Linked DNA regions of Homo sapiens: region 1 is linked to region 2. The links are chromatin loops, found by intact Hi-C in ENCODE. Cell type or tissue: ascending aorta. All regions are shown on one strand. Links, peaks and the distances in the headings refer to the core of each region. The heading gives the core; the rest is flanking DNA.

Region 1 (2,922 bases), core at 134-2,633, 1.1 Mb after region 2:
TATTTTTCCATAATAAAATTCTTTCTTAAAATAGTTTAGGCCATTTGTAATTAACAACTAATCCAGTTTTGTGAACAATGCTTGAATGAAAAGGAATGAATCCCAAACAAGAAAAGTCCATTAATCAGGACATAAATTACATAAAGAAGGTTGTCCCTTAATATCAGTCATTTTTCTATACAATTATTTTATTTTTAAATGGTAAAGTCTATATATGAACATATATCAGTTCAATAAAAGAAAAAACTTTGTAATATCCAAAACTTCTGAAAACACATTGAGCACCCTTATGAAGAAAACTTTTTCTCTATAGCTAGAGGTGCTCAAAAAAGCTTGGACAAGCACTACAAAAATAAAAAATAAATTGCATAAAATTTCAATTATAGGTATTCATTCATCCTTTCACCAACAAACATACAAATGGAGTGCCAACCATGTGCCAAGGTTGTGTGCAGCCCTCCAAAAGCAGTGTTGAGCCGATGCATCTGTGATTACCTCTACATATACCTGATACTACAGTAGGAGAAACAGATGTTAATTAAATAATTACACAAACAAATGCAAAATTACATCAGTGATGACAGCTATACGTCAGTTGGCGTAATGACCACCAATATCTTTCCCAAATAAATGTGTATTCATTTTTTTCATAGTCTACCCTAGATATAAAGCCCTAGTGTCATTTTTTAATTTTGGTATTCAGGAATATTTGCAAAAAAAAAAAAAGAATAAGAATACATTGAGTTTTACAATCTATCTCTCACTAAAAAAGAACCTGATACTACAGTAGGAGAAACAGATGTTAATTAAATAATTACACAAACAAATGCAAAATTACATCAGTGATGACAACTATATGTCAATTGGCATAATGACCACCAATATCTTTCCCAAATAAATGTGTATTCATTTTTTTCACAGTCTACTCTAGACATAAAGCCCTGGTGTCATTTTTTAAGTTTTGTATTCAGGAATAATTGCAAAAAAAAAAAAGAATAAGAATACATTGAGTTTTACAATCTATCTCTCACCAAAAAAGAACTTCTTTTATAAAATAAATTAGGAGAAGTGCAACATGAGATGATTATATAGAATCTGAAGCATATCATGAGTGGCATTGTTTTTTGAAAGGCTATGCTCCTAATGAAGAGAATTTCTAGCAAAGGAGCAATTGTTCCCTTCTTTCAACCTTCTGCCAGAATAAGTTGTTTAACTTGCAGTATAGAGGAGAGCTAGTTAAAAAAAAAAAAAAATTAAAAAAAAAGTTTGTTTTTCCCCTTAATCTCATTAAGAAGACACAGATTAATCACACTGCACTGCAGTAAAAATGGTTCTGTCACCTCTCTTTCACCCACTTACAGCCAGGGAATGACTACTCATTTGGCCAGAGTCCACAATTCTCTCAGCCATCTCATTTTGCCTCTACAAAAACAGACGTGGTCTGAGGAGCAGTGAGTGAAGCTTTTGGAAAAGTCATCCTGGACCACACAGCAGTTGCTCATGGCAGCATGAAATGTCCGTCCTTTCTACCAGCTGGTCCTGAATCACTGGAAGTGACACATGCTACTTCTGGGACAAAACTGAGGATTACTATGATGGAGCAACACATGAGCACAAGATTTAATTTTTTTTCTGCAGTCACAACCCCTCCAAGAATTGGCTTGTGTGCATCCATTTGAAGTTCGAAGTGTTGTCAAGTGAATAAAAATAAATCATCTTAAATGTGAACAACATAAACTCCTCTAGTGAATAAGCAACATCTTTAGTTTTGACGTTTTGGAAGTCATCTGCTCTAATAACAAGTTTATGGGTTTTAACATGAAAAACCAGCAGTCCTGGATTAGCATTACTCCGGAGCAGAAGGTTCACTGTCAATAAAGGTACACAGTATTTTTGTCAAAACATGCCATGTAGATAGCAAAACCGCATTAATTTGACATTCAGTTAGCAAAAACACTTTCAGCTTACAATATAGTGGGTGGTGAACTGCACGCTCCAGGACATCTTCTAATCCAACTTGGAGGCGGACTCTCACAAAGAGGATGGTTTGCCAAAAAAGGAAGTCATGGGAAAAATGAAAAGCCTTCTGTGTTTGTCATCCAGGCCTGGCCTTCTCTTATGAACAGGTAATTTGGGGTCATTCACAGATTACTGAAACATGTCCAGCAATAAATTGAATTTCCTAAGAAATCCAGGAGCTAGGGCCAAATATTTATTTCAAGGACAAATGGAGCTAGGATGGACAAATAACATTTGTTTCATAGAACAGATATGTGCTAATAAAGGTAGCTAAAGATTGAATTTTCATAAAGCAGCATTATTTCCATTTGTCTGCATTTTTAACTTGCATAAAAGAAAAAACATCTCTGAGCGATCTGAGGTGAAATCTTTGGACGAGAGAGGAATGCATTTTGAGATGTCTGTCCATTTGGCATTATTTTGCCTGCAGCGATGTAACCAACGGCTTGTCCTTTGTAGATATTGCTTCATTGTCCTAACTCCAAGACTTTATTCCATTCCTACTCTCTGCGCTTGCTCTTTGTCACTTGTCTGCCTGGATCAAAACAATGTCTTCTTGTGTCTGGGTTTAAAGCTCCTCAAATCTGACTTGTCATCATTTTTATCAAAGGCAAATAACAAAGAGCCCTGACTTGTTCCTGGCACCTAGAACTGTATAAATGTGTTACAGTAGATACAGGCACATTGTAGACACTCAGTAAATATGTACTGACTGAGGAAACTTCTGTCAATGTCCCACATAATAGCCACATCGAATTTTTCTTAGAGTACTCTAAAATCTACTTGATAAGTCTCCCTTCTCCTAATCTTCCTACCTCCCACAAAGCAGTTCATGTTTATCTTCCTAAATCACGGTTCTGATCAAGGTATATTTCTTCTCAAAAGGCTTAAATGGCTCTTCAC
Region 2 (2,922 bases), core at 136-2,635:
GTCTCTTGTAAAATTGAATCATCAATTCTTAAGAAGCGAAACCAGGATATATAAGTATTACATAATATGCCCAGAAAGTAATGTGAACAAAATTCAGACGTACGTTGAAGCTCCCATTTTAAGAATCACTCATATGACAAATGTCATCTTTTGCTCTATAACCTTTGCTTAAATTGTAGAAAAGATGGATTTAATGAGACAAATGAAAAGTGGTTTAACATAACACACAGCAGAGCATATGCTGTTATGCTTTGGTGTTTGTTCCCTAGCCCTTGTTCCTCATAATAGATTGTGGAATGTTTCAAAAATGCTGTAACTTTTTTTTGCTAATTGTGGTCTTAACAAAAATTGTTCTTGATTTTAAAAAAAGATGGATAGGATTGGTTATTGAACTTTGATATTAAATAAAGTTTTAGTGATAGTATTTCAAATTGTCCCGTTATTTGATGCCCCAGAGGCTATTACACCTGCAGGTGGTGCATAATAGTAAGATTCGGGATGTGTTCCTTTTCCCTAAAAGGTGGGAGACCCAGCACTGAAATAGGTGCAAAAGAGAATCATGTCTTTCCGCCACAGGCACGCTGCCAGGCAGATAAGCTTAGAAAAAAGTGGTTGACTTCAGGCATCTGGAAATTGATTTCATCGAAACTATCCATGTACCAGTTTGAAACCCACTATTTTATATAACCCCTGAAATCACTTTAACTCAATACAGTCATTTACTGTTTGTCTTCAAGCCAAATGTTGTACATATTATAAGTGCTTACATTTTTTCCTCCTTTGATTTAATGACATTATCACTGGGGGGAATTTTTAATGCTAAGACAGTTTGTGTGACAGTTCATTGGATATTGGAAACAAGTAGAGAGTATAAGTAGAGAAACATGGATAATCTGTAATAATATATAATAATAAAACAAAAAAAAATGAGGAGGAGGAGGAGAGGCAAAAACAAGGTCAGTAGGCCTAGGCGTTGGTCATCTTATGGAGGGTAAAGTATTAATAATAGGCTGGACGCACAGCAACTTCTCTCACCCAGCATTGTTCAAAGCAGGAAGTGCTGAGTCAGATGTTTTTCCTGTCACCTGCCCCATTTGAGGCTGCAATCCAAGGCACAGGTGCTGTGGAAGGCAATAGCTTTCTATGAATCGCCTTCCTTGCAACTATTGCTGCAGCCTATCGTTTAGAGAATATTTTAAAATTTAATTTTCCAAGACTCTAGAGATTGCATAAGCATCCTACATGTGCCAGCCGCTGGGCTTTGAAATCTTCCTCTGCCTTGCAGCGAGGCCGCACCTCCCGTGGGCGGCTCCCAGCCCGTGATGGAAGCGAAGGGATGCTGGAGCAGATCTGTTTCGGGAGGCGGGCAATTTCGCGGACTGCTGTCTCAGGCTCCAGGACTCCCCGGCCGGCTTTGCCAAGTTGGACTGCGTGGTGGTCCAGGGCGCTTCCACCCAGCCTCTCTGCCTCTCCTATTTACTCGGCGTCAGACTTGCATCGCGGCCTGATGCCTCTCTCAGCTTTTTGTGGACCCTTGACTACCTGACCTCGCGCAGGCACTAACACGTATCCCTGCTCCTCACAACACGTCCGCCCCCACCCCGAGGACCCGAAACTAAAATAGCTCACACCAAAGAAACAGGTTCGGATGCATGAAGGTTCGCCACTGCTGCCCCCCAAAGGCAAAAGCCGTCGTTACCGTTTCTACCAAAGATAACTGAGTCCAAAAGCCAGGGCGACCTGATCAGCAAAGTTTAAGTTACAAGGCCGTGCCTGGCTGTATGGAAGCCTGATCAAGTAGTTCTGATTTCTTACCTGGAGAGCAGGACTGAAAATGTGGGAAATTCCATAAACATAGGAAAGCTTTCCAATGATGCCAGGAAATCGTGACAAATATCCACTTTGCTAACATACCTCCAAACCAAAGTAAACTACACAACATCAAGTTCCAGGTACTTGAGCCTCCAGTAATAAAATGGTAAACTAAGCAGTTTGGACCAGGCCTTCTGGTGAAAGTGAGAACTGGACAATGTATGAAAAATATCTGCTTGAAAGATACCTTCCTGAAGGATCAGAGAGCTAACAGGGTGGTGAAGAGTTCGCGTAAAAGACATAAATTCAGAGACTTAAGCCTAACATTTGAGACAGCTTTGCCTTTCAGGGCATTTGCCAGTGCGTAAAGAGGTAGCTGAGAGACAGAATTTTTTTTTACAGCCTCCCAGGGCTATGGGTACAAGAGTGGAGGCCAGAGCCTGCCAAGAGTGGGAACAGCATGGAAAACCTATATTTTGGGTTGAGGCTGCAAAGTCCACACCCAACAAATAGGAATAAATTGAAAGTAAACTTAGACTGGCCCCAGAGGGATATCACATTATAGATAATATTAAGTCCTGAACTTGGATCAAGGTGATTATTCTCAATGGTATATGTTCATTGGAATCATCTGGAGAACCTTAAAAATATCGCTACTTGAGCCCACAGATTCCCAGAATTCCAGATATTCTGATTTAATTGGTCTGGATTTTCGCCTGGGCATTGAGATATTTTATATCTACCCAGATTATTCTAATGGGTAGCCAAGGCTGAAACCCACTCAGCTAGTTCTGCCTGGCAGAAGCAAAATACTTTAAAATACCTATATTTACTCCATTCAGGAAGATAAAGATATAGTTGAGCATTTGGGCAGAAAATCAGAAACTTAAAAAAGACAAAGCCAATTTAGAAAGAGCCAAAAAGAAATTTTAGAACTGAAAAATACAAAAGCAAAACAAAATTAGGAACTCAGTTTCTTAATTAAGAAACTCGGTTTCGTAATTAAGAATGAGTTTCATAGTTACTGTCATTTAGCCAAAAAGAATTATAAATTGCAAGAAAATACTAAAAAATACCTGGAAAAATAAAAGGATGAAAAACACAGAAGAG

What was found. Peaks named below come from ENCODE experiments on the same cell type or tissue, not always from the same donor. Only the 100,000 strongest peaks of a DNase experiment are listed, where the experiment ranks them.
Region 1: it touches region 2 in a loop (4-fold over the local background); 1 of 110 quality-filtered maps calls a loop at or near these places.

Annotation. Positions count from the first base shown.
Region 1 is chr13:101,522,461-101,525,382 of GRCh38, reverse strand. All of the region lies in intron 2 of ITGBL1 (integrin subunit beta like 1), which reads right to left. Among named protein-coding and RNA genes, the nearest start is that of ITGBL1, 71 kb to the right of the region's middle. In ascending aorta, for the core only: no CTCF peak of the experiment used is centred there; a DNase peak (open chromatin) is centred at 1,472; H3K27ac peaks cover 2,409 bases.
Region 2 is chr13:102,590,839-102,593,760 of GRCh38, reverse strand. LOC107984588 (a long non-coding RNA gene) reads left to right here. Exons shown (of 2, transcript XR_001749984.3): 2 at 1-424. Among named protein-coding and RNA genes, the nearest start is that of TPP2, 4.7 kb to the left of the region's middle. RefSeq lists enhancers at 765-1,312, 1,193-1,522, 1,553-1,772, 1,313-1,862 and a silencer at 1,548-1,723. In ascending aorta, for the core only: a CTCF peak has its summit at 1,685; DNase peaks (open chromatin) are centred at 1,330 and 1,590; H3K4me3 peaks cover 979 bases; H3K27ac peaks cover 1,193 bases.